Regions from separate parts of the Mus musculus genome. Here all the other regions are linked to region 3. Evidence: chromatin loops called from intact Hi-C (ENCODE). Cell type or tissue: heart. All regions are shown on one strand. Region 1 overlaps Grhl3 (grainyhead like transcription factor 3). Region 2 holds the start of Grhl3 (grainyhead like transcription factor 3). Region 3 has its middle 14 kb from the start of Gm30941. Region 4 overlaps Stpg1 (sperm tail PG rich repeat containing 1).

Region 1 (8,000 bases), 100 kb before region 3:
GCCAGATGCTGCCACGCAGGAGCTGCAGACCTGGGTCTGATCCCATCATCACCCAAACGAGGACCATAGGGTTGGTCAACCTCAGAAGGGCTCTGAGACAACTCCACAGACTACTGCGGTGGCACCTACTGTCCAAGGGGAACCATGGCAACAGTTTCCAGAAAAATGAAACAGCAGAGCCTGACTTCAGGGGTTTTCCAGAGACCACGTAAAGGCCCAGGGGCCTGCACGTTATCAAGTCAAGGAAAAATGCAACACAGGACAGGATATTAGAGCCAGAGAGCCAGTGGGCAGAGACTGGCCCTAGGAAGTGGTGTTTTAGACTGACATGTATTGTAGGTCCCTGAGTGGTCAGGCAGAGGCAGCGAATATAAATACAAGGCATTGTCCCCTTGCATGGCATGGTCTCAAGCAAGGGATAGAGGCATACAGAGGATAATGATGATTGCAAAATTAGCCTAGCAGGGGATGGTGGGAGGTGCAAACCTACATCTCAGTACTCAGGAGGCTGAGGCAGGAGGACTGCAATTTCAGGACAGCCTGTGCTACCGAGAGAGACCCTGTTTCCAAAAACAAAAGATAATGTCATAATGTCTTTGCTCTGCCCTGGACATGTTTTGGGCACTGAGCTAAGCACACCTAAGCATGGTCCTTACAGTGTCCCCTCAGGACACAGCTGAGAAACCAAAAGCTCAGAGGCGGCAGAAGAGCCTCCCGGGGTCCCCGTACTAAGTGGCCTCATACTCCCACACTTGAACCAGAGAGAAAGACGGGGCACACCCCCAAAGTCTTTTTTTTTTTTTTTTTTTTTTTTTTTGAGAAAGAGTCTCACATAGCCCAGGCTGGCCTCAAACTTATATATCTAGAGATGACCTTCAATGTCTGATCTTCTTGCCTGCACCTCCCAAGTGTTGGGATTATAGCTGTGTCACTGAGGATAGAACCCAGGGCTTCACCTTGCTAGGCAAGCCATCATGTCACTAACTGAGCTACCTCCTCAGCTCAAGACTTTCTGATTCCTTCTTTTGGAGTAGCTGAGAAGTGAACATACTACAACACCCTTGTTGCTGCTGTTGCTACTGCCACCAGCCGGGGGACCACATTTACAGAATGCCTGGACATGAGGAAGAGGTGTCGAATGAGAAAATGGCTGCCCAGCTCAAAGACAGAGTGGGGAGTTCCCTGGTCTGCTGGCATCCCAGAGCTTCCCTGTCTATAAGGGTCCCACGGGTCTGACTGATGCACCATGCTATGGTCACAGGAACTGCACCAGATGCCGTGAACCACAGCATCTGGACTGTCCCCACTCAGTTCTGCCCCTTACGAGCCACTATCTGGGGATGACCTTGTCTCCCCTGTATAGCTGTAGAGACTGGAGATTTGGAGCAGAAAAGAAAATGCCTATGACCAACCAGCCCGTCAGCTACTCAGTCAAGATTATTACTATTTCAAGAGGGCTTCGTGTAACCCAGGTTGGCCTTAAATTTACTAGGTAGCTGGAAACGACCTTCAGTTTCTAATCCTCCTAAGTGCTGGGATTGCAGGCATGCACCGCCACACCTGGCTTCTGTGGCACTGGGGACCGAACCCAGGGCCTTGTGCATGGAAGGCTAACACCCTACTAACTGAGCCACACGCCCAGCCCACAACCAGGATTTCACCTCAGGCTTATCCAGCTCCCAAGCCATGTGCTTTCCACTAGCCACACTGTTCTGTCCCGACTCCAGTCTTTTCTAGAGTGGGAGGCTACCCTGGTGAGGAAGTTGCAGGCACTGGGCCAGACAGGTAGGTAGGTGGGTGGGGACCTCTGGAAGCTACTTGTAGGAAGTGTGCCCCTTGCTGCCTGAGGCTGGGTACAGGCTTCCACTCAGAGAGGAACTGGCAGCCAAGCTGTGTCCAGGCAGTAGGGACTAAGGGTACAGTTCTTCAGTTTCATCTGGGGACAGTGTCTGCTGCCCCACTGTCTGCCTTCTCACTGGGCTATGAGAGGGAGGCAGAAGGAACTGTCACACAGGAAAGAGAAATGACAGAAACCTTCCTGCTGTAAGGAGCAAGAAGAGTGAACCACACCCCAGTTTCTGTTGCTATAAATCAAGAGGTCTCAAGACAGAGGGGTGTGAAGAGGCCCCTCCTTACTGCCCCTGAGCCTGGGGTTAGAGGAACTAAGTGAACAGCCCCTCCCCTGCCAGGCTCCAGGCTAGGCAACTCCCTAACTAAGGCGGCATGGGAAAAGCAAGGGGTGTCTAAGGGACCCCACCTTCCCTGCTCCCCTTGCCGGTTAGCAAGTCCTACCAGCAATGCTTCTATCTCTGAATAAGGATCACAAAAGGAAGATTATGTAGCCTGGGTATCTTGATTCACACTGGAGAAAATGCTTAGAACCCAGGCTGGCTGGCACGTAACAGATGCGCTTAATGCATACACACCCTGTCGGCACCTAACAAACGCCTAATGTATGCATACCATACCAATGCCCGAGACTGGCTTGGAGCTAGATGCTGAGAGTCAGCTGTGCTACCAGTCTGGTCACACACGTCTGGACTTCTGCCTTGGATCTACTGACTAAGAAATGGCCAGTCTCAATTTGGTTGGACTGTACATATTTCCATCCCTTTTAGAAAATAGAATTTAAAAAACAATAGGGTCATACCCCAAAACAAAAGAACAGAGTTTCCATATGGGGGCTTTTGGGGGCTACACGCGTCTCTAATGCTTCCTTCTGGGTACCCAAGTCTGATTCCCAGATAAACAATCCCCTGGGGCATCTTAAGCATCTACCACAGGCAGATACTGTGCCAACAGTTTCTGGGTGGCACCTCACCTGTCTCCCACCGCAGTCCTGAGACACAGATGTGTCCCTTTTTACAAGAAGGGGAAACTGAGACTCAAACAATCGTCATCTACTAAGGGCCACTAGACCAGGAAGTGCCGGTGGCTCCACTTGAACTCAGACCTCGGGGCCTCTGAATCCCAGGATCACCTTTCTAAGTGCCTTTCTGAGTCTGGAAATTTCCCTCCTCTGGAATACACTGAACCTGTTCTCCACAAGGGAGGAATTTCCCACCCATACAGGCTGGGGGCATGGGCAGCTGAGGCAGTGACAGGAGGAGTTTCTGGACGGGAGCTGAGAGCCGGGGAGTGCCTGCCCTCGTGCCCAGGGGTCTCCGTTCTCATGCCCGCTTTTGCCACCGTTTCTCTTCATGCTTTAAGGCTAACCATTTAGCTTCTTGGAAGCCTTGACTGTTCATAAAGGTCGGCAGAGTTCCGGGTCAAATCCTGAAATCAGGATCTGGGATCTGTGTTCTTTGAAAGACTCAGGCAGAGCTCCGTGGGGGAGGCAGAGTGAGCAGCCCAGAAGCTACTACAGGCTCAATGGAAAGGCATTCCAAGGAGGAATTCGGCCTCTTCATGAATGAATGACAACTTAGAACAGAAAGGGGTGATGTCTATCCTCTTAGGTCACCTTCCCTGGGTTCTGCCCAGGTTCCCAGTTGGTGTCCCTGTCTAAGACAGAACCCCTGAGCCGTCAGACGTGGGAGGAGAGCGGAGAGCTAGTTAGAAAAGGACTGGGCCTCGGGCCACAAGTGTGATGACCTCAGATCCCAGTCAGGACACAGCACGGAGAGCCCAGTGCACCATGGGAAGAAGGCACACAAGCTCAAGGGTTGGGGAGCTGTGCGTTCTTGAGGTGGTTCCCCCCCTGTTAAATGGATCGACTGAATGTTTCTCACGTGCCAATCAAGGCTCTTCTAGGCCCTGGGAAATCGGCCAAGTTCAAGGGAGATAAGGCTCGGCTCCCATGGAACTTTCTGTCTAATTGGAGCAGACAGACCATAAACATGCCGGGGAGTTAATTTTAGTTCCTGATAAGTGCTGGGAAGAATATTAATGAGAGCACAGTACTATCACAGAGTCACCAGGGGTGGCAACTTTAAGGCAGAGTTAATCTCTCCTGGGTTGTTAGGGGAATTACATGCATTAACATAAGCAATGTGCTTATGAGCCTGCCAGTAATAACGCCACTGTAAGTAGGCCGCCATCATCACCATCACCACCACCACCATCATCACCATCCTCCTCCTCCCAGCACTCCAGAATGAGAGTAAAGGGGAGACTCTGCCTGAGGTTCCTGACTGATCACACCCCTCCAAGCCTTGGGCTGTGAACAGGCTCTAGTCAAAGGACAAGGGAGACAGTGTAATAACCCCTTGCCTTGACTTTCACAGTCCTTATCTGACAGTCTCCCAACACACATGGTGGTTATTATTCCTACTTTAAAGACCCTGAAATAGACAGTGGAGACAGGAGCTGACCTGAGAATCTGGCCTGGGAATTTCATGATAAGTCACCTTTATACCAAGGGATGGAGCGGAAAAGCCAGGGCCCAGGGAACCCAAGTGGTATTCCATGTCACTGTGACAAATGCTTCTCAAGTGACTGCCGTGGTCTAGCCCCTGTCCTGGGGGACAGTAAGACAGGATTGTCCTTGTCATCAAGGAGGTTGAAGACAGACATGACCCTCACCTCAAACAGACAGCTAATACCAAATAGGTCATGAGAGTGAAGAAGCCAGAGGCCCCGTGAGCGGCCTTATCCCTGGAGAGCTACGGGTAGGTGTTTATTGAGAAAGAGATGGAGGGAGATGGGCGGGAAGGCCTGAGACCTTCCAACTGAGAGCCAAGGTCAAAGGTGTCAGCTTGGGCCTGGCCTACTGTGTGCTGGGTGTGAGGCGGATGCTTTGCACGTATCATCCGGATTCAGGGAAGGCCAGAAGGCTGGCTGAGGAGGAACCTCAAGTCCAGGATTTGACAATCCCTCTCATTTGCATAGTGTGGGATTTTGCTTTTGTTTTTTCCTAGCACCTATCTGTCATCCCTCTGTCATATCTGAAGTCCTGCAACGTGCCTGTAAGGGAGGGAGGGAAGAGATGACTGTCCCCATTTGATAGCATGAAAACCACCCACAGACAAGGCTACCGATTTACCTAAGGCCACCAGTTGGACCGGACACATCAGGCCTGGAACTGGGGTCGCCAGCTCACAGTATCAGGAGCCTTCCCAAAGCTGCCATCCCACTGCCTCCCTGTGTAACAAGGTATCCACCTCACAATGGATCAATGTATCCACCTCAGGGAAGAGACAGCCTGGAAGCAGATCGAGAGAGTGGAGCTAGACCTCTGTCACTGTGGAGCAGGGGTGTGCAAACTTCCCTGGCCCGGGCGGTGGGCGGGAGGGAGCCCAGACAAACGGAGCCTTTCCCTGGCATGGGAGGGGTGCAGTATCAGCTGTCTCATGCCCGGTCTGCCTCATGTCTTGACTCCAGCACAATCGAGCACAGAGGAAGCGGAGAGCTGAGAAGCAAAGCTTCCTCCTCCCAGCTGTGCTCTGACTCACAGAGGCTGCTGTACCCGGGCTGAGCCGCTTCAAATTCCCAGTGAGACTAAGGAGACGCCACCCTGGCTGCTAGGTCAGACTTTCTCATCTCATTTCCTCCAATTAGAATCCTGGCAATTCTGAGCATCGACAGACCTTTGTTTAGACATGATGTCCCCAAAGAAGCAGTGCTGAGACCTAAAACACAGATCCCAGAGCAGGAGTCTGGGAGCATCCTACCCAGCTCTGAGGTCAATAACTGTCCATGTTACAAGCATCTCAGTAATACAGTGTTGCCTTTAGCAGAGCAGGAGGAAGGCCATTGCCAAAGCAGGCAGCCTCAAGCCTCGCCTATGGGCCCGGGATATATTGGGCAAGCAGGGTTCCAGTTCCCTGAAGCCTAAGGAGGAAGAGTTCCAGGGGCCACCTGATCTGGGTGTCGACACCCAGATACACCCAGTCAATGACTTGCCAAGCCCAGCTGTGAGCCACCCAGCTTCATCAGCCGTGATCAATCACACTCGCAGTCACCCACAGGGACAGCCTCCACGGCTGCTCACAGAGGAAACATTTTTCAGCCAGCCCCACGCAAGGTGTTTCTGAGCATGACAGGGGCGCCCCAGGGTTTTTGGGCTTGCCAGTGGACCATCTGGTTTTCTGGCTGCCTATGTTGTGAAATGTGGCCTGCCCCCATGAACCAGGGGGCTCTCTGGAGATGCTCTCAATTGAAGTGCGGGACCTGACTGTGTGGTGGCCCCAGCTGGAAGGAGGCAGCACGCATATCTGGTTGGAGGGTGTGCCCCAGTGCTACACAGAGGGTTCCAGCCTCAGAACTTGCTACTTCCTGGCTGTGTGACTTTCAGCACGTCCCCTTAACACCTCTGTGCCTTTGTGGGAAGATGAAAGTGAGAATCTCTCTGGGAAAGGCTCATTCATTCAGGGATCACTAAGCATCAAGTACCCACTAAATAATCTCTACTCACAGTCTTTCATTTTTACCTCCATCTGTGAAGTGTCACTAGCAACAGGATAGCGTAGGTCATGCACTAGTATGGAAGCACGCACACTATTGTTCCGCTGTTATCACTCTGAATACTGGCTTTGAGCAGCCAGCCCAGCCAAGGGCATGGTTAACAGCCTCACTTTCTCCCTGTCTGTCAAAAGGGGCCATCCCTACCCTGCCTTAGCTTGGCACTAAGTGGCCAGAGCCCAGGCAGCCTCCACCTCTGGATCCAGGTGGGCAAGCTGATGGTGGACAGGCTCCAGATAACACTGCTGGCTGCATCTGACTTAATTACATGTCATTTCCTAATTATACCAGAAACTCACTTTCTGCCCTTTGGAAAACTGCCCCCCTGTGTGGGAATTCTTCTTTTATGCCCTAGTCCCTTGGCTGTTTGTCTGACTTTTTTTTTTCTTTCTCTACCGTTCAATAGGGATGGGAAAAATTTGAGCTCTACCTCTCAATCAGGGAACTGCCTCTCTTCAGTTACACATTGATGTGTTAGCAGACAGTCACATTCTGTGATGGACGGTATGTGCAGAGCACTGGGGACATTCTGTCCTCTGAGTCTATCCTCCAGTGTCCCCAGTTCTTGGTGGCTCCCTGAGAAGACACTAGGGAGTAACTCTTTAGTTGTAAGTATATGTGTGTATATACATGTGCACATGAGCGTGTGTACACACATGTGTATGCACATGCCTGCCGTGCAATATCATGTGTGGTCAGAGGGCCATGGCAGGCATTCTCTTCCGCTATCGGTGCCCAGGAATCGAACTTGGGCTTGTCAGGTGATCCACACCTTAGCCCGTTGAGCTTTTGGTGAAGGCAGATGGAATAGAGCGGGAGGGGAGTTAAGAAAAAGGAAAAGAGGCGAATGAATGACTGACACAGCCAGCCCATGCCTCCTCACCCACGGCCTGCACCCACGGCCTGAGAGGTGGGCATTCTTATCGCTGCTTTATGCAGGCATTCACTGATACGAAGCGCTCAGGGAAAACTCACCAACCTGCCATCTGTGAGCCGTCTGGGCTTTAACACAGGTGTGACCCTGCCGCAGGGCTCTGGGTCAGCTGACTCAGCAATGACACAGCAGGTCAGAGGCCGACCTGGGAGCCTTCTTTTCCCATCCTCTACTTGGTCTCCCGGGCCAGCGGTTTAAAAACTAAGTCAGGATCACCTGGAAGGCCTGTCAAAACAAAGAATGGCAGTCCCGCCCTCAGAGTTTAGTCTGATTCAGTCTAGGGCAGGGCTAAGAATTTGCATATCCAAGTTCCCACGTGAGGACCAGCCAGGGACCTCTTTTATTTACTTACTTTTAGTGGTGGGGCTGGGGTTTGAGCTCAGCGCCTGTACGTGCCAGGTAAATGCTCTAACTGAGCTAACCCCCCCTCCTCACGGCAACTACGTTTGGAGATTGGTGTTATGGATGAGCCAATAATAATTATTTCTTACAAATAATAACTCTCTCTTCCCTTGCCTCATTTCAAAAGTTACACAGGCTTGTAAAACTCAAGTATATAAAATACGAGTCGGGTGTGGCGGTGCACACCTGTAATCCCAACCTTGAAGAAGCTGAGGCAGGAGGATCGTGAGTTGAAAGTCGGTCTGAGTTACCTACGTTCCAG
Region 2 (8,000 bases), 92 kb before region 3:
TAGCCCCTGAGGAGAAACCTGAAAAGATTCTCTCTGCAGCCTCCGCAGGCAGCTGTAATTGGCATGCGTGAGTGTGCTGGAGACGTGTGTCTCAAGTGTGTGTGTGTGTGTGTGTGTGTGTGTGTGTGTGTGTGTGTAAAGCATAGAAAAATAAAAAGCAAGAAAGCTTCAGAAATGCCCAATTATTAATGTCTCCACAAAGGGAGAAAGGCATTATTAGCATGTTCCCTAACAGGCTTTAAATCAATCACTGTCATAAAACTGAACCCTGTAAGGACTGCCACTTGGTCACAGCACGCACAGTCCAGGAGATGCAGGCTTGGGTCACTCAGATAATAAGTTCAGGGGTTGGGGCTTGAATCTGGGCCCTAACACTGTGTTTCTATTTTTACTTTAATTGGGGTTCAACTGTCAAAACAGTGTCCTGAGAATCTATTAAAAAAGAAACCTGATGCTTGTAACCATAGTGGTTGGACAGTAGATGTGGCTGTTCAAGCCGGACACACCCCAGAGCTAGCCGGTACATGGGTTCCTGTCTGCAGTTAGGACCCATCAATTCTGCCTGCAAGCGTTTGAGTTCTTAACCTGCTGAGGAAAAGCTCCAAAGAGAGAGACAGAGAAGGGGAGGAAACAACAAGAGGGTCACTGCTAAAGAGGGGAGAAAGGGGAAGTCTGTTTCTTTCCTGCTAGCTCCTTGCCCACAACTTAAAGCGACTCACACCCTCGACTTCTGTCTTCTCCAACATCTGTACCTGATACTGAGGCTGAGAGTGAGGTCAGCGTCAGCCAGTCAAGGGATTCTAGATCCCAGATGTGGGCAGGAATGCACCTGCCTCTCGCCAGACAACACAGATGACCTCACCAAAATCTAGTCCTCGGCTTCCCCAGCGTTAGCACTGCCTCTGGATAAAACTGACCACAATTTATTGAACGCAACTTCAGACCCCTTTCTCTTTGGTAAGCATTTTTACAGCTTTCAGCACACCTAAGAACTCTACAAAGTTCTCTTGTTCCAAATTTCCAAATCAGGAAAATGAAGCTCAGATAAGTCCAACGACTTTTTAAGAATGAACAGCGGAGGAGAGACGGAGCCTGGGTTTGAACCTAAGGAAAGCCACTACAGAGCCCATGTATACAGCCATTACACTATAGTAGCCAGATCGCTTGGGACTGTTCCAACTCAACATAAAGGACCTTTAGAGAAACTCAACTCTTTGCATAAGACAGCTCTGAGAACCACCTCCAAGACGTTCCCTTTGGCAAGAGGAGAGAAAGCTTCCCTGGGGCGGGAGTGTCTCTGATTTCCAAGGCACCTCCAGAGTATCAAAAAGCGATGCCAAGATTCACGGTTTCAGGCAGCCCGGGTGTTTGCCTTCCTCGAAACTGCTCAGCACAGAGAGAAAGAAAAACTATTTTCCCAGGGAAACAGTCAGCTCTAGATAGAGAGCTGAACGTGCCTCAACACGCTAAGGCAGGATCGTCAGCCCATTCATTCACCCTTACAAATTGCCGTGTGAATCCGGGCGCCCGGCCTCCCTTGCTCTTCCCTCTGCAGGGAATCCCAGCCAGCCTCGGTGTGCTGGGGAGGCCGGGAGGCCAGACATCCGTGGCTTTACTCACTCAAGTTCATTCGACATCTTCCTTCTCCGAGGTTCCAGCGATCCGTCTCTGGTTGGCTCGCAGGCGCTGCTGACCACTCGTCTCTTAATTCTCCTCTGACACAGACATTCCCTTCCTGCCCGGGGAAGCGTTTGCTCTACGTTGCGCTTTGGATGTTGAGATTTTGCTGACAGCGGTCCCCGGCTGCGGTGGCGCTGATTGGCTGGAAGCACAGGTGCCGACTGCAGCTAGACCACAGCAGGTGCAGATGTTAACTTTTGGCCCACCAGCAGGGGCGGAGCTCCGGGGGGCTGACTGGGTGGAGCCGGCCAATTCCTTCTTAGCTGAGGGGGTGAGGGGGTGGAGACGAGGGAAAAGGGAGGAGACAAACGTTGGGAAGGAACGGGAGAACTAGAGGAAAAATACAGACAGGTACTTGGCTCAAAGGGAAATCTCTGTCCATCTCATCGCTCGGATCCTGGATCCCACAAACATCTCCCCACAGACACCATATCTCTTTATAGTCACCTTCTCTACCCGGAAAATTTCACGGAAGAGAGCAGGTAGCTCTCTGTGAGTCCCCTCTCTTTTCTCCAGAACTTTCCCCTTCGGGTAACAAACACCACAGGTTCTAGTCTTGTTAGCTAAGTGATTTCTTCCTATTCTCCCAGTAACCAGCTAGGAAGGACTTTCTGTCAACTCTCCCTTCCACCCCAACCAACCCCATGCCCTCTACAGGTGATCGAGGAAATGTAGGTTGGAGAGGCAGGGTGCCTTGCCTAAGGGTGAGAGCCAGTGTCAGAGACCCGTTCAGTCATCTGGGAGACTAGCTACTCCTTGAGTTGAAGTTGGTGGCCTCAGTTGACAGGGGACATTTACTAAGTACCGAGTGTGCAAGGTCTCCTCGCTCTGGGTTCTGGGGCAATAGCGGGGAAAGAAAATGCTGGTTTCTATTCAGGAGGAGCCCCCCCTCCCCCAATGTGCATGAGTGTGTGTGTGTGTGTGTGTGTGTGTGTGAGAGAGAGAGAGAGAGAGAGAGAGAGAGAGAGAGAGAGATGGGGTGGGGAATCAGGGAATTAGGGCAGGGCAGCCTTTCATCTTGTGCGATGCCAATCTGAACGGGATGTGGGCAGACCACATGCCTCTGGCCAGCCCAGAAAGGATGGAAAAGTTGAAGGTGGTTGCCTCAGGAGTCTTAGCTGGCCAGTACACTGTAAGTGCTCTGTGCTAGGCACTCAGGAGATGCCTCTTAGGCGAGGGGATGGTGGGGGATGGGCTATGAACAACCTAGGGTGGTCATCCCCAAATGCCCACAAGTACCAGCAGAAACAGAGAGCTTCCATGGGGTTCATAGGAAAAGAGATCTAAGCTGCGAATCTTGGAATCTCATGCTTACTCTTTTACCAATACCCTCAGCCCCGCCCCCATGCCCACTCTCCCCATCCCCCACTCTCCCAACCATCCCCCCCCACTCCACCCCCAGTTCATTGCTCATTCTTCCTGGGTACCTCACCTTGAGCGTTCCTCTGGAGGAAAGGTGACTTTACCCTGAGAAGCCCTATCTGATAACTCAGGAGGGCCTGCTTAGGATGGGCTACCGGGCTTGAAGACTGATCGGAGTCCTTTCCCATTGGAATCTGTTTGAGGGCTACCCCTAAGGAGCCCTGAGGTTAGCTAAGGACCATGGTGATTGCTAACACGGCTAGCTCTCTCTCCAGTAATGCTTGTGAGAACAGACATCCAGCCCTCAGGTTTCACATGGCTTTATTCTGTTCCCTGCAAAGCCCTTCCGGATTTTCTCACATCATCAGGTGTCTATCTCCCTTCCCTCTGGAACGTGAGTTCCGTAGGAGCAAGAGGCCTTGTCTGCCTTGGTTACTCTCCAGCACTGGCTTAGGTGTCTGGCTCCCAGTAGGTGCTGTGAATGTTGCGTAGATCAGGTATCGTGCCAAGCCTTCTTTATGCATCATGTCAATACCCAAAGTGAGTCAGGCACTTTGCTATCATCCCGTGAGATGAGGGGACCGGGATGCAGATCACTCACTATAGCTGAAGGCAGCGGCAATGTGAGCAGTGACTGGCTCTGAGCGATCGCTTACAGCAGTCACGGTGCTGAGAAGAACTGCAGGCCCGCGGCAGCCCAAAGGATGGCACACTTCTCTTTGTAGTCTTCTCCCTGACTAACTCACCTCATGAAAGGCTGGAGAGTTTCTGTCAGCCGTGTTGCAATGGATGTGGTGTGACTCATGCTTGCTGAGCTTGTGGGGGGGTGGGGGGAGACACTGGGATTTCGGGTGGCATGTCTGTGCTCGCTGGGCTTTATAAACGGGTCCTCTCCCTCTCTGGGTCCTGGCTCTGTGCTCACAGCCATTGTTAGAGATCATCAGAGGGTCTCTGTGACTCCTTACACAGGAAGCCTCCAGAAGGTGCCCCGATAGGTACCACGGATGCAAGGAGCAGGTGTGCAGGGTTCCGGGAGTCCTCCCAGCCATGTGACAAGGCCAACACAGACCTTTGCCACCACAGCTCAAAGAGGCCAAGATTTTGAAGTGATATTGCCCAAGTCTGGCTGCCTGCCTTTCCTAGTCCTTGGGGGTATGATGCAGCCCAGGGCCAGGGGAGGCTGGCATCACTGCCCTTGCATGGACATCCCAGCTCTTGGTTGCTCTAAGAAATTATAAGCATAGACCAGCCAATCAGATGAAACACAATTAGATCCACTAACAGTACTAAGTAATGACAGCTTGCTATTCCGTGTAAAATTACCCCTGTTAGGGCATAGTATTGATAGAAGACACAGAGCTGGGTTTGAGTCCCAGCCCGGGCACCTTATCAGCACCATAAGGTTGGGCCAGTGACCAACCTCAGTTTCCTCATCTGTATTTGGGTACAAAACCATGCTCCAACCTCACAAGTTGAATCGCTTTGTGCTGCACATGACCACTTACGATTCACTTCCTGCAGAAGAGTGTGGTACACCCCCCACCCCCTTAGGACCACTATGCTGAATAAGCACCAGCCCCCAGGGTCACTTACCACACAGCAACACTCAATGGGACAGCCTTGCTAACAGCCCTTCCTCTTAAAATCCCAGGTCTCCATGACTACCCAGATCTCAGGAATACCTATTAGCCTATAAGGAGATATTGAAGTGTAGAATGCCCAACAGAGGTGCTCTGTGGCAACTGTAATGGCAAGATTGGACTCTCCTTCCCCGCCAAGTAGTCTGTGTTGAGCTTGCTAATGCAAGCTAAGAGGTTCCACACAGTCCCGCAGCACCATCACCTTTGAACGAGGCCAGGCACGGAGCTGGGTGGTAAAGACTTAGTGGGCCTTGGGTTTGATCCTTGGCAATCGCCCAACCCCCACCCCAGAAAGTGATTAAGCCAAAATGAGTGCCTACAGACTACACCGCCACTGGGTTCCTGTCCTTCCTAGGGCAGAGGTGGAGATAAAGAGACAAGACTGAAGGCCAAGGAGATGATTCAGTCAGTAAAATGCTTGCCGTGCAAACATAGCCGGAGTTTATCCCCATAACCCACATTAAAAAAAAAAAAAAGCCAGGTGTGGTGGTGCATGCTTGTAAACCCCTGGAGTTAGGGGCTAGAGAAGGCAGATCCTTGGCAGATCTCTGTAGCTCACTGTCTCCTCAGCCTAACCTACTCAGTGAGGTCCATGCCCTTGAGGACCCTCTCTCAAAAAATCCAAGATGGACGGAGCCTGAAAGATGACATTTGAGAACATACCTAGGCCCAGAGAGACGTGCACACATGTGCTCATATAAAGGGAAGACTCTCGTCAGCTGACATCCTCACTCTAAGCAGTGAGCGGAGATATCAGACCTGCACGTCATTTAGCAATGGCAGTTATTGTCACTTAGTCACTCCGTGGCTCTTGCTTAGAATCTTCACCTAACAGTGGGGTCTGGGGTTCCTTTCCCAGATGGGCCTGGTTCCTGCAAGACCATGTCTGCCTTCCCGGAGCTGTGACTTCTGGAACCTTGGATAAGACCTTTCACCAACTGTGAAACTCTGTTTCCCCTCATTTAATCAAGGATGGTTAAACCGAGATGTTGACCACTCCCAGCTAAAAGTGAACTCAGAAAAACCTGTTAATTCCAACAACACCACCGACAACAGGATCGGGGCACAGCCACGCCCTCTGCAGTCAAGGGAAGTGGCCAAGGTCTGGTTCCAGCAGAGGTTCCCTCATTATCTGGTGATAGGAAGATAAACAGTGGCCTCTGTAGGGTCAGGCAGTGGTCTCATGCTTGATGTCACTCAAGCACGTGACACTCAAGCCCTTTGAACTGATCTCTATGATCTAGATGATCTAACAGAGGCCGAGAGAGGTGATGTCACATCTAAGACTCTCCCCATGGTGTCGGGACGGAACCAGACTTTGGTCTGCCTGCCTCCAGAGCCTCGGAAACAGTCCTTTGAATCTGTCTGGTCTATACTGGATTCACAGGTAAGGGGGTCGGGGTGGGGCAGAATGGAAGTTAGCAAATTGGTTGACATTTTGTGTAAAGGAGTTGATGGAGCTGTAAGCTTCCAGAGGGGTGGGAATAGCACCAAGAAAAACCTTACCCAGCGCTTGCCCCAGGTTTCAGCACAACAGATGGTCAATGAATTCAGCAAATGGAAATACGTGTATAATTTACCAAACGTTTAAACATCCTGGACAATCCGGCCATTGCGCCCCTCCCCTCCCCCGCAAGAGAAGACCTCTGAAGGTAGAACCTTTATTCGCAAATCTCAGAGTCTTCACCCTGGGCCTGTGATTTCACATCTGTAAATTTCCCTCTAATATCTCATCCCCAAGTTAGATGAGCCCTTAATGAAAGATTAATGGCAAAAACATTGGTACCTAAGGAAGGCATTGTAGGTGGGTGGGCGCGCCACTTAGCAAGGGGGTCCAAGCAACTAGCTTCCAGTTCCAATGTCAGTGCACAGTGAAGTTCCCAGCATCCATGCCCAGCCATCCTTACAGCACCCCAGTCTACGCATCCAGCTCTTTCCCAGGGGTCAGGGTGAGAATTTGTTATTGGTCCCATTTGGTATGTAGGCTGAAATTCAGAAAGAACCCCTGGCTAAGTGAAGAACCTGGGCTCTTAGATGAAGCATCGCCCCACATACCAGCATAGACCCATGGGGGTCCTGGAGGTCTAGTGTGAGCCCCCCCCTCCAGTTGGCTGTGGTTTTTCTCTATCATCACTAGACCTAAACAGAGGCTTAGAGGATGAGCCCCTCCCCCCACCTTTGTTTGACCTAGGTGTTTCTGGAGGGTCAGGACATGGGAGTGGCCAGCCTCCAGCCCCTTTTACAACAGATCCTGAACAGTATCGCCAGCGACTCTGCCTACATTCCTGCCTAGCGGTTGGTTCCTGGACTGGGTAGGGTCCAAAGTTGCCCTGAAGAGTGTCCCCTTGAAAGTGAGTGGCCTCAAAAATAAGCAGCTGTTTTCCTGATCATCCTTGATAAGGACTCCGAAGGAGGCATACCGCCAGGATTGGCATGAGTAAGAGGTCCCACGCGGGCCTTGTCAGCCTGTCCTTTGGCTAAGCAATTTTATTCCCGGGAATTTGGTATGAGGCAATCACCTCTGGGTGCAGAGGACCCTAAGGGATGCCTATCAGAGTTCCAGTTCTGGTCCTGGCAAATCGGCCTGTTCCAGTGCTCTTTAGCGAGGCTCGGGGAAGAAGAAGAAGGCAACAGTTGTGCAGCCAGGCTCTGGCTGCAATCCAGAAGGGTGCTGTGAACACATCCCTGAACCTTGGATGCCAGTCGCTGGGCCTGCAGTACAGTTGTCAGAGCCTGTAAGTCCTCATTCAACCCTCCCAACTATGAATGAAGCCCCAGAGGGGCACACCTCACCCCGTGAGACCTGAGCGGAGCTGTCTTGGCCTTGGCCTTGGCTTACAGGATGGTTCTTAAGTCTGTCTGTTCCCATCCACACAACCCACTCAGAAAGAGAAGGAAGGCATTGGGGACCCCGGAGGTAAAAGGAACAGGTGCAGTTTATAGTTGATTATTTTTATTCATCTGTCAACATGACTTCTTTTGTTAGGAAGAAAAAGGAAATTTTATAGTTATTAAAGAGGAGCCAATCAGACAGGCTTGTGCCAAGCTGAGCAGGGAACAGGAGAAGTGCTAAGGTATTCGGTGGGGGGGTCTTTGCCTTGTGGGCAGGAACTGGCTAGAAAAGGTGGAAGCCAGAGGGAGGGGCCCACAGGGGCCAGGATCCCGGAAGGAGCAGGCTTGTTTGAAAAGACATTTTAGCCCCATGGGTCCCTGGGAAGGGGGGAGGGGGAGAGCCCTGAATCTCACTCTTCCTGGGGACTTGTATTGGGCCCTGGCTATCTCTGGGTCCATCACTAGTCTGTGCCCGTGAAAGATACT
Region 3 (8,000 bases):
CCAGCACTTGGGAGACAGAGAAGCATGAGTTCAAGGTCATCCTGGGCTACATAGTGAGTCTGAGGTTAGCACAGAGTACATAAGACCCTGAAGAGAGACATACAGAGACAGACAGACAGACAGACAAAGGCAGAGAGAGAGAGAAGAAAAGAAAAGAAAAGGAAAGAAGAGAAGAGAAGAGAAGAGAAGAGAAGAGAAGAGAAGAGAAGAGAAGAGAAGAGAAAAGAAAAGAAAAGAAAAGAAAAGAAAAGAAAAGAAAAGGAAAGAAAAGGTGTTTGCTGAGTGTCATAGCACACACTTGTAGTCTTGACAGTTGGGAGTTTGAGGCAGGAGGATCCTAAGTTTGAATCTAGCCTTGATTATATAGTGACACCCCATCTCAAAATAAATCAACGAATGAACAGAGGGTTAGAAGATAGAATTAACTAACTTATAAGTTTAAAGGCAGATTGTAGGGGCTGGGCTGTGGCTCCACACCGGAGCATTTACCCAGCATGCTTCAGGGCTGAGGTTTGATCCTCAGAGCCACAATAAAAGGGAGTGACAGGTTATGAAAAAAAGTGCACAGTGAAGCCCGCATTGTAAATGTATATATTTTTAAAGGGCTGTGTGGTTGGTCTATATGTCCCTCCAAGGTCCCCAGTGATGGTTTCCAGGAGGTGGGTAGCAGAGACACATTGCTAGGATCATTCTGTAGCCAACTGTGTGCTCTCAGGGAAAAGAGACATTTGTATCAACATCGATGGGAGCCACTACCCACCTTGGCTGACTCATGTGACATCTCCAGGCCATCGCGTGGGCTGACGCCAGGCCGCCTTCTCTCAAACCGCCAGGTGTGTCTCTGTGGTTTGGGCCTGCTTTTCATTTTCTTCCTCTTTGTTCACCCTGGCAGCAGACAGGCTACTGCCAGCATTACCCTGTGTCAGAAGCACTTGCCAGAGAGTGTGACTCCCACCCCTAGGAGGTCACAGGAGGGAGGCTGCAGGAGGGAGGTGGGGAGTGAAGCATTTCCGGCAAGACTGAGACCAACACCTGGCTTTGGGCACCAAACTATGAGGGTGTCTAGAGGGTAGGGTATAGGAAAGGGGGTGGGGACAGAAGTCATCAGAGCTGTGCCCCCAGGTGACTGGCCCTCTGCCAAAGCTTTCTCATGAGGTCACATCCAAAGTATCAGTGGATGTGTGTGTATGTCTGTGTGTGTTTATGTATGTATGTATGTATGTATGTATGTATTTTGTTTGTATGTATGTGTGTGTATATGTGTATCTGCTCTCGATTGCACTCACTCACACACATGTGTGTGTGTGTGTGTGAGTGTGGTGTGTGTATGTGTCTGATGCAAGATACAGGAAATAAGGTATTTGGCTAAGAAAGTCATGTTGAAGATCAGTAGACAGCGGGGGGGGGGGGGCATAGGGATGCTGATTGGTGGAGAATGCTAGGGGGCTGGGGCTGGGGAAGATGGCTCAGTGGGTAAACTTGCTGTGCAAACATGAGGACTTGAGTTTGGATCCCAACGCCCAGCGTGGCCACATGTATGCCTTTAACTTCCCAGCACTGTGGGAGACGGAACCATGAGGATGCCTGAAGCTTACTGGCCACCAGTCTAGCTGCAGGTTCAGCCAGAGACTGTGTCTCTAAGGAATATGGTGGGGAGTGAAAGAATGCACACAAATAAACACACTTGTTAGAAACACTTGGCAGGGTGGGGGTGGGGGGGTGGGGGGGGGGACTAAAGCAGAGAGCTAGGAAATTCAAAACTCCCGTGGGCTGCATAGCTAGATAAGTAAATAAATAAATAAATAAATAGGCTTGCAATTTGTTGAGGCTGTGGTCTCAAGAGACACTACCAGGCCTGCAGAAGCCAAGCTGCAACCAGTGGGCTGGCTGGCCACCCTCTGTGTCAGGATAACGTGGAGAGCTAAGAGGCCCAGCACCTGCATCTCTCCATTAGCATCTAGCCCAGCATTGGACAAGGCACTGACAATGAGGGCAGGAGGGTGGTGGTGTGTGACTGGCGAAAGTCAGTGTCTGTAGCTATCAGGAGACTGAGTACTTAAGGCTAGGTTCCTCTCAGCTTGCCTGTGACCCAAGCTTGGGCACATACAGGAGGACACAGGGCAGGAAGGCCTCTGCAGTATCAAGGCAGGGAAGAGAATCCAGCCTGCACAGGAAGGTGGCCCACGGGTGACATGTCAGATCACTTGAGTTTGGGAGACTGGACAGGAAGTCCAGGTAGGATGGACACCTTGGGGGTAGTTGGACAGCGTGGCCTGAACCTATTAACCAAAGGAGAGCAAGAAGAGTGTCTGAGAGGACCAGACCGATGGGGGGTGAAGGGGGTGGGGTGGGCAGAAACTCTGTTCATTGTACCCAGAAGGGTTAAGTCTTAGCTAGGACCATCAACAGACCTTTCTCCAGGTAAAAGTCACCACCCACTTCCTGGATCTCTGTGGGCAAAGAAGTGTTAAGATCGCCGCCCTCTGGACACTCCAGGAATTACACTCTTCCACCGACGTTGGAAAGGTCCGAAACAGCAAGCAATGGAGACTAATTCTAGAACATTCTGGCTGACACAACAGTTCGACATCTTTGCTGCTGCTTTTTCTCTTGCTGGTTAGATGCTCGCAATGGCCTCAGCATTGAACTGAGCAATTTTCTTGAATGGTCATGGCGAATTTGATAGAGATATGAGCCTTCAGCCAGCATCCTCTTACTCAAAAGCTTGTTTTTAACCATATCCTTAGACTCTGTCAAGCCTGAGGAAGGCTTGATCCTGGCCTCAGCTCTTGGTAGCAGCTGTCTCGAGCTCTAAATTGAGGAGGATCCTGAGTGTGGGGATGAATTGGTAATGTCTGCCAGGAGTGCCGCAAGGGATGGACGGAGCCACGAATTGGTCTTCACGCCTCACGTGGTCCACCTGCTGGAGCCTTGTTATCTTCAAGAGACCTCGAGAAAGGCATCAGGTTTGGTCCTTTCGTCTCCTGTCTTTCTTCATGTGTTGAATGACCTCAGTGGCACTCCAGATTTACCACATTTAAATATGAACCCCTAAACCCATCTCCTCCACTCAATAGAAGGTCTCGGTCCACTGAAGATGATACCAATATCGTCCCTGCTGCCCTCTTCTCTAGCTTCTCATCCGAACTCATAGTCGCTCTCACTGGCTTTGCTTTTGAAGTAAGCTCCTGACTAGGACCACTTCTTCCCACCTCCTGAGCTGCTACCACCTGGAGCTGGTTACAGCCTGGCTGCCTCACCAGCCTTTGCCACTATAGTCCTCAAAGGTTAGTCTCAGCCTGAGGCTCCCTGGTGTTCTCAGGGCTCTTTTGCATAAAATAAACACAGGTGGGGGGAGAGGATTCATAGAGGGAAGGGAAGATAAGGGAATTCTCACTCTGATCTGATGGATAAGAAAGAATGGAAGCCCAGAATAATAGTATTGTTGGCGCGAAGAACATATATACACAGCGGAAGCTGCCAAGCCAGGCTTGCTTGAGAGCTGTTACCTGCCATCTCCCTCCCTAGTGTGCCCCTCTGGTTCCCAGAGCCTTCCGATGGACACATCCAAAACTTTCAGGTAGGAAGGATGTCAAGGATGTTGGTCTTATCCTGCCGCCCCCCCCCCCCGCCCCCGCGCCAAAAAACTGACCTGGTGATATAATTATCAGGCTTGCAGCGTGGGTCACTTTCCTTTGGTGTATGGTGCCCCCTTGTGTTCATATTAGGAAGTGTATGCAATTATCTAAAAATGCTTCTGGGCAAGGAGTGGGGTTTGGAGGCTGGTCCGGGTGGCTTGATCCCTCCTAGCTGGATTCGTCCATCCGTCAGTGAATAAAGCACGCACCCACGCATGTGAGGGTCATGCTCCAACATACAGGCCTTTATTCCTTCTACTCGGAACAACTCTGAAGTCGTTAGAAATTGGAAGGGCTTTTTGTTTTGTTTTTATTATGAAGGTTTGAGTTGTATCCTGATCTTATAAGATATATGCTCAGTGAAATTTTCTTACAGAATCTAAGTACTGTCCATGTTGCATGTCTTTGAAAAATGCAGCTACAAATGGTAGCGGAAGTCTCTGAAGACTAGCTAGCTTCACGATTACATTTGTTTAACCTTGTAGGGGCGAGGATTGCAGGCTGTGCCCAAGGCTCCAGTACATTTACATTGTAGTTGTTTTTAGATTTTTATTATCTTTGCGGGGGAGGCAGAGAATGTGCATGTGTGTGCATATGCATGCATGCGTGCACATGCCCGTGTGTGTGTGTGTGTGTGTGTGTGTGTGTGTGTTTATGTGTGTGCTGCAAGAGGGGAGTTTCTTTTCTTTTCTTTTCTTTTCTTTTTTTTTTTTTTTTTTTTTTTTTTTTTTTGGTTTTTCGAGACAGGGTTTCTCTGTGTAGCCCTGGCTGTCCTGGACCTCGCTCTGTAGACCAGGCTGGCCTCGAACTCAGAAATCCGCCTGCCTCTACCTCCCAAGTGCTGGGATTAAAGGCGTGCGCCACCAAGCCCGGCAAGAGGGTAGTTTCTAAGCACCCCACTTTACCCAAGTATTCTGCAGTCACGGGGAGCAGGAAGAGCAAGACAACAGAACTGAAGAGAAGGCAAAAGAATGTTCGGACCAAGTTTCTTAGACAGATATACAAGACCAGCTCTGGCAATGTGTTCAGAGATCCAAGGAGGGGATGTGGGATCAGTGATGATATTGGGCAGGCACACACTCACTCACACTTGGTGGATGAAGCAAGCTGCAACCACTTTATACACACACACATTTGATGGATGGATCAAAGCTCCAACAACTTTACACAGACAGACAGACAGACATTCACATACTTAGTGGATGGAGTAAAGCTCCAATCACTTTACATACACATATAACACATACACACATTTTTGGTGGATGGACCAGACTCCAACAAGCAAGCTTCAACAACTTTATTTTTCCCCTGTAGCTTATATATTTCAGTAAACCTTTAAAGTGGTATAGAATTACAATGTGACTATATTCTAGTTTTCTTCTAGTGACTGATTATGAAAAAAAAAAAAAACAACCCACTGTGTTCCCTAATACCTTTACAAGAAATAACATTATGTAGTACAGGTAAAAAAAAAAAAAAAAAAAAAAAAACCAAATTATTCCCAAGAACCCTCATACATTCGTAACTAAGTATCTTGTTATAGATTAACAAAGTGTGAGCAAGCAAGGTAGTTTTCTCAGTCAACTTTTCTTACTGACAGGCAGCAGTTTGTGGTCACAAAGGATTAATCGTCTTATTATTTATCTTAAAAAGTAATCTTCTAGAAAAATCTTAAAAGAATCACAAATCCAAGTTTCTATATTAAAAAATCAGTGATTTCTATTTTTAATCCTCGAGGTGAAAATCTACTCATTAAATTATATCAGGAAGCTGACGGTAAAAATGGGTACAAAATTGTTACCTTGCTCACCAGCCTGGCCTCAGCAAGAGTCAGCCAGTGCTGCCATTGTTCTTGTTCCCTGACCTTAAAAAGGCCTTAGCTCAATTGGTAAGAGTGTGTCCTTCTGAGCTGCAGACTGATCCCTAAGATTTTTCTACATCAGAGCCACTAGCAAAAGACATCTTAACCTAGCTTTACCAACCATCTAGATCTCCAAATTCTGTCTCCGAGTGGTGATCAGTGATCGTGGCTAACAATATACATCTCTAAGTTCTTTCTGAGTGGGGTGGAGGAATTGTTAATCTGCTCCAGCAGCAATGGGGCAATGCTGGGGGAAGATCAACCACTGCTTTTTCAGAGTCAGTGACTCTACCCAGTGTGGGGCTGGAAACCCATTAGAGTCTTCATACAACTGAGAGCATGACATCCCCAGGACACGACATCCTCAGGGCTCTGCCTTTCCAAGACACACTGTGGGCCTGGGGGATGGAGGGGATAGGGGGAGGGGGAGAGCCCATATCTGGCCAGAGTTCCTGTGCTCTAGGTGGGCAGACACAGGAGGACTGCTGGACACTTTCCACTAGACCCGAGTGGGCATCTGGCTGCGTGAAGCCACTGACCCCACTTGGCGGGGAGTGAACAAGAGTAACTTCAACAGGAGCCAGGGGTCCAGGAGACATGAGGGAATGCCTTCCATCCCATGTAGGTGAATTATCACCACCAGGTCCTACCAGAGTTCATGACCTCAGCTCGACTGAAGACTAGGCTGTCTGTGTATAGCCCATTGCCCCACAGCACACCATTGCGGTTGTACCAACTGGTGGGTCACATTCCGTAAGTTCTAAATGTGTGGTTGCTCCTGCACTGTCCTCTGCAATACAAGAACAAGTCCAAGACCAGAATGGTCCCTGATTGTGTCCCAGGTCACACAGCAGATAATACAATTGGGTTTATTATTATCAAACCCCAACTTCTGAGTTCCCCTCTGACTCCAGCAACCTAGAAAACACCAATGGAAATATAAATTAGCAACGCCTTGAGACACACCTATTGACAAGACATTTTAAGTCGGATGAGTTCCAGACTTGGCACTGAAGTTGGGGAAAGGGTCTTGAGTGTTCTACTGGTGGGAATTTAGTTGGCTAAGTGACAGTGGCGAACAGTTGGTCATGTTTGTTGAGATGTTAAATGTCCACACCCTGTGACCCAACAGATCCACACCAGGGCAGTATCTGTCCTGGAGAAACGTGTGCCCAGGTACACAAGGGTCGAGAATAGAAAGATAACTGGGGTGTTGGCCATGAAGAAAAAATTACATGTGTTCAGCTATTCATCCATGGGCATGGGTCAACTATAGCACACAGGAACCAAGGAAGACTGTATGCAGGAGAGCACCCTCTCAATGCGAAGGGAGGAAAATGTTGAGTCAGAGTTATTTAAAGGCATCTAAAAGAAATCGTATTGGTACACACCCCGTGTAACTTAAATTTCATTTTGGAAAAGGTACAACCAGGAAGTAAAGAAAGGAAGAATAAAAGGAAGCAGAGAGAATGTTCCCAAGAGACTGCTGCACACAGTAGGTCCAAAACATCAGCCAAGGGGAAACAAGAGACCTTTTAAGGAGGTCAGTGGGAAGTGGGTCCTGGAACAGACTCTGATTTTTCCAGAAGGTTCTGGCAGACATTTGAGCCTCAAGCTGGGCACTCGGGTATCTGCCTCTGCATGTCTGTCCTGCGCCTGCAGACCTGGGCTGCACCTGCAGACCTGGGAGCTCTGTGGAGAGCTTGGAAGGGCAGATAAGGTTTGGAAGAGCCTGGCCGCTCTTACAGGAAAGAGAGAGGAAGGGAATTTCCGATGGGAATGCCTCTCCCCCTCCACTCCCACCATCTCTGTATGAGTATCAGACTCCTCCATACCCCAGGGCCTAGACCGTCCCATCCCACCTCACCGAATAGCAGGCTGAGGTCAGATGCTGGCCCAAGGTCAGGTCCAAGACAAGGTAAGAAATCCTAGGCTTGTTCTAAAGCAGCCACAAGCCATGAAGGTCAAAGTGCACTTCCGCCATTCACAAACTGTGCACCCACAGGAGCCCTCTTGACCTGAGAGAACTCACACCCCAAACAGGTCAGCCTGAAATGTGTATTTACTTATGTGTGCAGGAGTGTTTGGCCTGCATGTATCTATCCAGATGTTCCAGATGTGTACCTGGTGCCTGAGGAGCCAGAAGAGAGTGTCAGGTCCCCTGGAACTGAAGTTACAGGTGGTTATAAGCTGCCATATGGGTGCTGAGAATTGAACCTGGGTCCTCAGCACGAACAGCCAGTGCTCTTAACCTCTGGGCCATCTCTCCAGCCCCATAAGTTACCCTTTTAACATGTACAGTTTCAATACATTCACATCGTTGTGTATATTAATCCATCACCAACATCTAATTCAATAGCGAACTGTGCACCCAGGAACAGACACAGACACATTCCCTTCCCTGCCCCACCCCCCTCAAGCCCCTAACAACAGCTAACAACTTTCTTAGCATCTCCGTAGACCTGCCCATTCTCCACATCATACATGGAAGCTGAATCCTG
Region 4 (8,000 bases), 160 kb before region 3:
CCTAAGCAAACACTTTGAGGATAATGCCAATACTAGGAAGTAAAAAGAGAAGCAGGGTCGACAAGATGGCTCAGCAGGGAAAGGTGCTTGCTGCCAACCTGGTGACCTGAGTTCAATTCCAGGGAACCATACAGTGAAAGAAGAAAGTGAGTCCCCTCAAATTGCCTTTGGACCCCCAAATGTGCATGCCCAGACACACAAATGGAGAAATAGTGGAAAAAAAGAAATACATACTTTTAAACTCATTTTATGAAACAAAAAGCGAGGACATTTAAAAAAAATAGAAGAAAGCTACCGTTTGGTAGCCTTGTACATAGGTCTGGAAGTCTACATTGCAACCAAAGTAGCACTAATTACAGAAATTCTAGATTTAAAAAATATTTTAATTAGTGTAAATCAGTTAATATAACCGCAAAGAATACCGACAGGGGTCATGTGTACAAACAAAGATGAAGTGTTCCATAAAATTCAATATCTGGTACTACACAGGAAAAGAGTTGTAGGAAATTAGGATTAAAAATGAAAAATATCTTCTATTAAAAAAAAGAAAAGAGGGCTGGTGAGATGGCTCAGTGGGTAAGAGCACCCGACTGCTCTTCTGAAGGTCCGGAGTTCAAATCCCAGCAACCACATGATGACTCACAACCATCCGTAATGAGATCTGACTCCCTCTTCTGGAGTGTCTGAAGACAGCTACAGTGTACTTACATATAATAAATAAATGAATCTTTAAAAAATATTAAAAAAAAAAAGAAAGAAAAGGAAAACTTCCTAGAACCAAATGTGGTACACACCTTCATTCCCAGCACACAGGAGGTTGTGGCAGGAGGATCACAGGTTCTAGGCCAGCCTGGATTATTAATATATAAGGAGACCTTGTCTCCAAATTCAACTAACCTAACAACAACAACAACAACACCCTTGTAACTAGCATCAGACTTTATGCAGAAGGCCTGCGTATCCCTACTCAAGCTGGTATTAAGATAAATATCTGCTCTTGTCAGCTACCTTCAGGGTGTGCCCCGGGCATTGCAATGTTCCAAGGGAAGAAAGTAATGGCATACATTAGAAAGGGATGGAATAAGCCCGGTCTTTTATGGATGGATGGATGGTTATCTCTATTAGAATTCCTAATCTACAGTGAAGCTTTTAGAACTGAAAAAACAGGGCTAAGTTGGAGAACAGGATCAATATATAAAAATCACCAGAAATGGAGAATTGGAAACAGACGACTGGGGAAGCATTTCAGGGGCAGACGGCTTGCCTGGTATCATCCATGGCCCGGCTCCAGTCTCCAGCACCAATTCTCATGTCAAGACTTTTAAGAGAGTCCATTTTCGTGACATAGGAATATGAACCCCCTAGGGTTGCATTTAAGAAAGTCTACGTTGGGATGGGGAGATGGCTCATAAGACAGTGTCCAACGGGGACCTGAGTTAGGATCCCCTGAACCCATTAAAAGCCGGACACAGCAAGCAAGGTGAAAGGCGGGGTCTAATACCTGAGGCTTGTCCTCTGACCTTCACGCGTGCACCGTGGCACTCTCTCACAAAGGCCCACAGAGATGTGCAATAGCGATACATTCATAAGTACAAGCTGCTGCTGAGAAATGCAAGTATATCAGAATAAACGGGAGATCTGCCAGATGAGTGGCTCTCAATACTCAACGAAGCTGAGATATTCTCACGGAATTTTTGATGCAATACCAATCAAAATCTAGGAAGTATTTTTAAAACAACAACAACAAACAAGTAACCTTTCCTTTCTAGGTGTGTGTGTGTGTTTACTCATATGAAGTGTGCAGGTGCCTGTGGAGGCCAGAAAAGTGCATCTGATTCTCAGACGCTGGAGTTCCAGGCTTTCTGAACTTCTCTGTGTGTAGGCGCTTGGAAAGCGAACAGAAGCCCTTTGCAGAAGCAGTGAATGCTTTTAACCACTGAGCTGTCTCTCCAGCCCCACGAGGACTGGGTCAGTAGCACTTGATCAGCTGATGGTCACATTTGTGCCACATTGTAGAAGGGCAGCCATTGTGACAGGAAGCACGGAAACCGGCAGAAACCAGTTCCCCGAGGGAAATGCCTGCAAACGCGCTTGCCAACTTTGTGGCATACAGATAACCTTAATGTCTTAGTCATGGTGGTATATGACCCAATTGTACCCACTGTCAAGACGCATACCTTTACCGCTGATGAATTGAACTGTATGTAAATTATATCTCCGCCAAACTAAGTAAGTCAATAATGAAAATGAGATCTAAAGCCTCCACAGTCCAGCAGTGATGGTGACCTTGGGTGGCCTCCTTAATTCTGGCACTTCTGTGTGCTTGAAGCCTGGGGCTTCCCAGCAGTTGGTGGACATGCTCCACACCCTAACCCTTACAGAGCCGCCCGCAGGGTAAAATGGCCCCTACAAATGCCGCATCTTATTTCAGGTATTTAGAAGGACGCGAGGCTGTGGTTCTCAAACAGACGGAACATGTCCCAGAAATTTGCTAACTTGGACAACGTTGTCCTGAGGGCAGACCTTGACAAACCTAAGAAGCACGCCGACAGAGTTCAGAAAGGTGAATTTAGATGACAACATGTCCGCTCCAGTACCTGAGAGCAGGCGTGCAGCGTCTGGTTAGTAAATCCAGGCACTAGCCACAAGTCCATCCTTTGGGAGTGTATCCCATGGATTGCTGACCCTAGCGTGTAGATGGGAAGAAACCATTAGAGAGGATGAATCGGAATTGGGGGTGGGGTGGGGTGGGGACTGACCTTTCAACAACAGCAAAAACCAACATGCTGTTTTTAATCTGTCCAGCCAGAACCGTCTTCTTCAGTTTTAAATGTGTAACAGGTCATGCTTGCTTTATTTTCGACAACTAAGTTGGGTTTTTTTGTTTGTTTGTTTGGTTTGGTTTGGTTTTTGTTGTTGTGGGGAGTTTTTTTTTTTGTTTTTTTTTTTTATTAGGTATTTTTCTCGTTTACATTTTCAATGCTATCCCAAAAGTCCCCCATACCCACCCCTGTTTTTTGGTTTTTTATTTTTTTGGTTTTTGGTTTTGGTTTTGGTTTTTCAAGACAGGGTTTCTCTGTGTAGTCCTGGCCTGGCTGTTCTGGACCTCACTCTGTATGTAGACCAGGCTGGCCTTGAACACAGAACTCGCCCTGCCTCTGCCTCCCAAGTATTGGGATTAAAGGCGTGCGCCACCACTGCCCAGCAACAACTAAGTGAGCTGCCATGTAGGTGCTGGGAATCAAACCTGGGTCCTCTGGAAGTGCGGCAGCCTGTGCTCTTAACCTCGGAGCCATCTTTTCAGTCTCTATTTTAATTTTCCAAAATAATACTTCTTTATTTTGTACCTGCATGCTGTGGAGCACATGTGGAAGACACAGAACACCTTTTGGGGATTAGTTCTCTCCTTCCACCATGGAGGTCTTGGGGACTGAATTCAGCGCACCAGCCCGGGCAACAAGAGCCCTTGCTCCACTGCGCCATCCTTTGACCCTGTATTGAATGTTTTTAATTCAAAGAGGATAGTTTTATTAGAGTTTTAAAGAGGAAAGGAAAGAAAACAGAGCAAAGCTGTAAATTTAAACAGCTGCCAAGAGAAGGGAGAAAAGAAGAAAGCACCACACTGACCGCGGAGTTCAGCTCCGTGTCATCAGACAGCCACACGCGGGGAAGGGGGGCTGTGGAGAAAGAGGAAGTCTCACCCACCAATATAAGCATCCTCTAGTTCTAGCCAGCATCCCGGAGAAAACACTAAACAAAAGGAAAGGTTGTATCTCCCTGGGAGGGACTGCCTATTCCAGCCTGGTCTTGTACTTAATATGTAGCCAAAGGTGACCTTGACTTTCTTCTAATCCCCCTGCCTCCACTACCTGAACGCTGCATGGAGCCAGGGGGGCGTGCGCATGCGCTATCTACCAGCCGCGCTACATTCCCAGCCTAGTATGACTCCACAGTTTTCCTGTCGCCGCGCGGGCACTGATGGATATCTTTTTGTTGTTGTATAGGTTTTACGGCTGCATACCCAACTCAGTCCTCCATCCCTTATAGACACAGGACGTCAATAATCCCAGAATCAGAAAAAAAGGGATTTAACAGCCAAGCCAGGAGATTTTATAGCAAAAAGGTAAATGACAGTTGCCTTCAAAATTCTTTGCTTGGGTTTAGCTGTTGTGTTTCTCTATGAACAGCAGGGGGCAGTATCACCCGAGGGCCTGTACCATCCTTGTGTCAGGATTTTATATATAATATACGCTTTGGAAACATAACTCAGGGTCTTGCTGGGTAGCCTGGCCAGCTTTGTACTCGGTCCCCTTTCCTTGGCCACCAGTATACCTGAATTGAAATCTGCCTCCACACCCTGTAGCCAAAATCATCTTTATGTTGAAAAGAATAAAAATACAAACTCTTCCGAACCTACGTATGTATAGCCGAAGACAAAACCCACCCCACTCTGATCCGTCAGAGGGAATGACATAATTCCCCAGATAACATGTGGGAAGACAAGTCTCTAAAAAAATTATAGTTGTGTTAGTAATGAGCACCCCTGTTTAAAAGATTCCTTAAACAGTATCTGATTAATATTACAGGGGGCTGGTAAGATGGCTTAGCCTTGAACCCATTTAGTGGCGAGAAGCCAACTCTTTTAATAGTTGTCCTCGTGTATACCATGGTATGTACACACAAATAAATACATACATGCAATTAAAAAATAATAATATATCCGTGCTGTCTCCATCCAACCCCCTTTTCTCCAGATCTCCAAGCCCTGAAAGTTCTGGGTGTTTTCTGGCAAGCCTTTATTTAACTTATTCCTGGGCTTTGGTCTTCTCTTTTCTCACCACCAGGGGGCAGTAGCAGCTCAAGGCATCCCTAGCGTCTTCTCTCCACATCCCTCCTGCTTTTAAGTAGGACCCTGACAGTAAGCATTCCCGGTTACCTCCTGCAGCAATCTGCAGGTGGCCGTCAACCTCCCACCTCCCCGAGAAGGCAGCGGGGGAGGGGCGGGAGAACCTGGGGTCGGAACAACGGGGAGGTATACCAGTGAGGGGCCCTGGCAAGGCCCGCAGCCCTAGGCCTGGCTCTTCTGTTGTGAGTTGGATCTCGGAACTGTAGAGCAGATTTCGTCCTTTTAAACTGGTCACCTCAGGATTCTATGAAGCTGGCCCGCACACACACACACACACACACACACACACATTTTAAAAATCACAGGTGGCTTTCTTTACGATGATAAAAACTTATTCTGGCACTTTTCTTTCTTCTTTTCTTTCGCTCTTTCTTTGTTTCCTTCTTTCTTTCTCTTTCTTTTTTCTCTAGTTTCTCTGTATTGTAACTGTCAGGCTCTTTCCCCACTTGCTGTGCGGGTCCCCGTTGATCTGCTTTAATGACAGTGTATAAGTTGCCCACGTCCAGGGTGTTTGCAGCTCAGTTTCCAATAAAAAGAATAGTAGCTGTCACCAACCAATCCCTAGTATGTGGTAAAGCATTTTTAGATCGTATCGCCGCTCCCCCAGAACAATACTAAAAGAAGAGGGTTTAGTGTCTTCATTTAACATAAGAGGAAAACCGAGGCTTAGGGAGGCCAAGTGACCCACCCTGGGCCGTGCAGCCCCGGGTTTGCCACATAAGAGAGGCTCTAAATAAATATTTGCTGAATCAACGTCGAAAGAATTAGGCCTCAACCCAAAACCTCTCACTGTTTCCACACTGAGCCACGCCTGCCTTTGTGGCCTTCAAGGCTGTAAATTTGGTTGATGAAAGCCAGCATGCTTCTGGACCGACCTTGGCAAGACAGACTGCTCTCCAGGGAGGATAGCAAGTACTCTTTGCCGGGCTCCATCCCACATGGCAAGCTCTGATCCAGGAGCTGAAAGTACCCTGTGGGATCCTATCTCGTCTCCTGCCCATGGCTGACAGCGCGGCCTCCAGCCGGAACTGCAGGGTAGCACCAGATACAGGCGGAAACCACTCAGAAGTTTGGTTCCAAACTTTCCAGTGCGGTGGTGGCATCCGCTCGACGGGAAGCCTTTCACCGATGCCTTTGAAAGCATTTTTTATTTTGTATTTTTGCAGAAGCATGGCTCCTCTACGGAGATCCCAGTGTCCCCTCACCCAGGAGCCTTTGAGAGTGGCCACTTGTCCTTTGCGGCCACGATTTCCTCGTCTGCGACGTTGAGAGTTGGGATTGTGCAATTACCGAGGCGTTATATAATCCCCATGTCCTAGGCACAGAGAACCCACTCCTTCCTCGCTCCGTGCCCATCTCATTTTTCCTGGGGGGGAAAATGAACACAGAGAAGCAACGCGCCTGCGCGGCATCACCCAGTAATTTAGTGAGGCAACGCGAGTTAACAACAGATTTGAAACCTCCCCTGCTTAAGACAGGAGCCACACACGCCCTGTGCCGAGCCCACACCCGATCAGCTGCTCACCTTGGAGCAGTGACCCACTTAGCCCTGCTTTAACATGACACCCTCTGAGGCAGGCACTCACCTCTGCTGCAGCTGAACCCCAGGCCCAGTTCACATTCCCTGTAAAGAATCCCACTCCTGCAGTGCCAGTGTGGTAGCTGGTGTGTGTGTGGTGTGTGTGTGTGTGTGTGTGTGTGTGTGTGTGTGTGTGTTAAAGGTACTCACTTCCAGAACTGACTCTCTTAGCTTGTCCCCTGAACTCTGCTCTCAAGCTATGGCTCACATGTCCCCCTCAGACTTTTGTTTTGAGGCAGGGTTTCTCTGTGTAGCGCTGGCCCTCCTGGAACTCGCTCTGTAGACCAGGCTGGCCTGGAATCCACAGAGATCCACCTGTCCCTGCCTTCTGAGTGCTGGGATCAAAGGCTTGTGTCACTACCCACAAGAATCTCACCACAGGGAGGATGAGGGTCCAGCACAGGCGTGTGTCTAAATTGGCCACTTGGATTGCTAGAACTAAACTTTATGATTGGTTACAAACATGTAGCTAACTTAGCATTCACGAGGGGATATGGCTCTAGGTGACACAGCCCCCTGGACACTTCCTTCCCTGTCACCCAGCTTCTGCTCCGTCATACTCAGCTTACTAAGCTAAGCAGCTGTAAGGGCCCCGCCTGCATCTGCTTCTTCCCCTTAACAATTAGGATGTTATGCTGGATCAGCTCTTCCTGGGGGGGAGATTGCAGGATGCCAAATTTGATGCCTTCCACGTGAATGAACACGCGCTGGTAGAACCCGGACACTGTGTCTTGTGGGTTGCGGGGTGAGGGTGGGAGGGAACTTAAGTTCCATGGTGAAAGGACTGGAGAAATGGCTCAGTGGTTTAGAGCATTTGTGGCCCTCATACAAGACCTGGGCTCGATTCCCAGCACCCATATGGTAGCTCGTAAAATGCACGATGAAATTGTGCGGCAATTCCAGCACTTGGGAGGCTAAGGCAGGGCAGTCAGCCACTCACGCTCATCCTTGGTCATATAGTGAATTTGAAGACCAGCCAGGGACATAGAAAAGCACTTCAGAAACAAACTAGCCAGCCAACTAAGCTGGTAGTTCTACAGGAGATCTACCCTGCCAGGCAGAAGCCAGGGTTTAAATGCGGTGAAACCATTTAAGGTTAGAGGAACTCAGAATTCATGATATTAGATGGAAACCACAGTAGGTAGGAAGCCATGCCTGGCTCTAGGCTCTACAGTCCCACCTCCCCCGACAAGACTGAGAAGATACTCAGGCCCGGGGTCTACATGCCAGCTCCCTCGTGACCTCTTCAGGCCCATCCCTAGGTCAGGTGGACAGGGGTCATCTGCCACTCCTCACACCTGCAGAGACTGCCAGTCCAATGGGCGCTCTAAGGGCTGCTCCACCAAGTGTCACCCGCGGTGTGTGCTGGCCGAGAGGAGGGGAACACGTCTGACACCCATCGCTTGCTCAGTACCGTGCCCGCAGGTGGCCCTGGCTCCGAGGCTCTGCGGCTGTGGTGGGCAGTTACTTCTACTCGGGTTATTTGGTTTTCGCCTTCTGAGGTGTCTCATCTAA

Evidence for each region. A loop is a pair of places that touch in the nucleus more often than their neighbours do. Peaks named below come from ENCODE experiments on the same cell type or tissue, not always from the same donor. Only the 100,000 strongest peaks of a DNase experiment are listed, where the experiment ranks them.
Region 1: it touches region 3 in a loop (2.4-fold over the local background); 9 of 42 quality-filtered maps call a loop at or near these places.
Region 2: it touches region 3 in a loop (2.3-fold over the local background); 9 of 42 quality-filtered maps call a loop at or near these places.
Region 4: it touches region 3 in a loop (5-fold over the local background); 39 of 42 quality-filtered maps call a loop at or near these places.

What each region holds. Positions count from the first base shown.
Region 1 is chr4:135,561,867-135,569,866 of GRCm38, forward strand. All of the region lies in intron 1 of Grhl3 (grainyhead like transcription factor 3), which reads right to left. Among named protein-coding and RNA genes, the nearest start is that of Gm30888, 7.7 kb to the right of the region's middle. In heart, no CTCF peak of the experiment used is centred here; DNase peaks (open chromatin) are centred at 3,685, 5,395 and 5,895; H3K4me3 peaks cover 334 bases; H3K27ac peaks cover 6,025 bases; H3K27me3 peaks cover 588 bases.
Region 2 is chr4:135,571,788-135,579,787 of GRCm38, forward strand. Grhl3 (grainyhead like transcription factor 3) reads right to left here and starts at 1,845. Exons shown (of 16, transcript NM_001013756.2): 1 at 1,621-1,845. The coding sequence starts at 1,637. It overlaps Gm30888 (a long non-coding RNA gene), which reads left to right and starts at 1,793. Exons shown (of 3, transcript XR_390832.2): 1 at 1,793-1,861; 2 at 5,542-6,069; 3 at 6,874-8,000. In heart, a CTCF peak has its summit at 3,747; a DNase peak (open chromatin) is centred at 1,734; H3K4me3 peaks cover 1,883 bases; H3K27ac peaks cover 1,730 bases; H3K27me3 peaks cover 5,139 bases.
Region 3 is chr4:135,663,909-135,671,908 of GRCm38, forward strand. No RefSeq gene overlaps it. Among named protein-coding and RNA genes, the nearest start is that of Gm30941, 14 kb to the left of the region's middle. In heart, CTCF peaks have their summits at 2,504 and 3,725 (motif pointing left); no DNase peak of the experiment used is centred here; H3K27ac peaks cover 636 bases; H3K27me3 peaks cover 527 bases.
Region 4 is chr4:135,503,934-135,511,933 of GRCm38, forward strand. It overlaps Stpg1 (sperm tail PG rich repeat containing 1), which reads left to right. Exons shown (of 9, transcript NM_030189.3): 2 at 2,432-2,563; 3 at 4,005-4,123. The coding sequence starts at 2,476. Among named protein-coding and RNA genes, the nearest start is that of Stpg1, 12 kb to the left of the region's middle. In heart, CTCF peaks have their summits at 4,178 (motif pointing right) and 4,842 (motif pointing right); a DNase peak (open chromatin) is centred at 4,988; H3K4me3 peaks cover 1,056 bases; H3K27ac peaks cover 1,452 bases; H3K27me3 peaks cover 2,229 bases.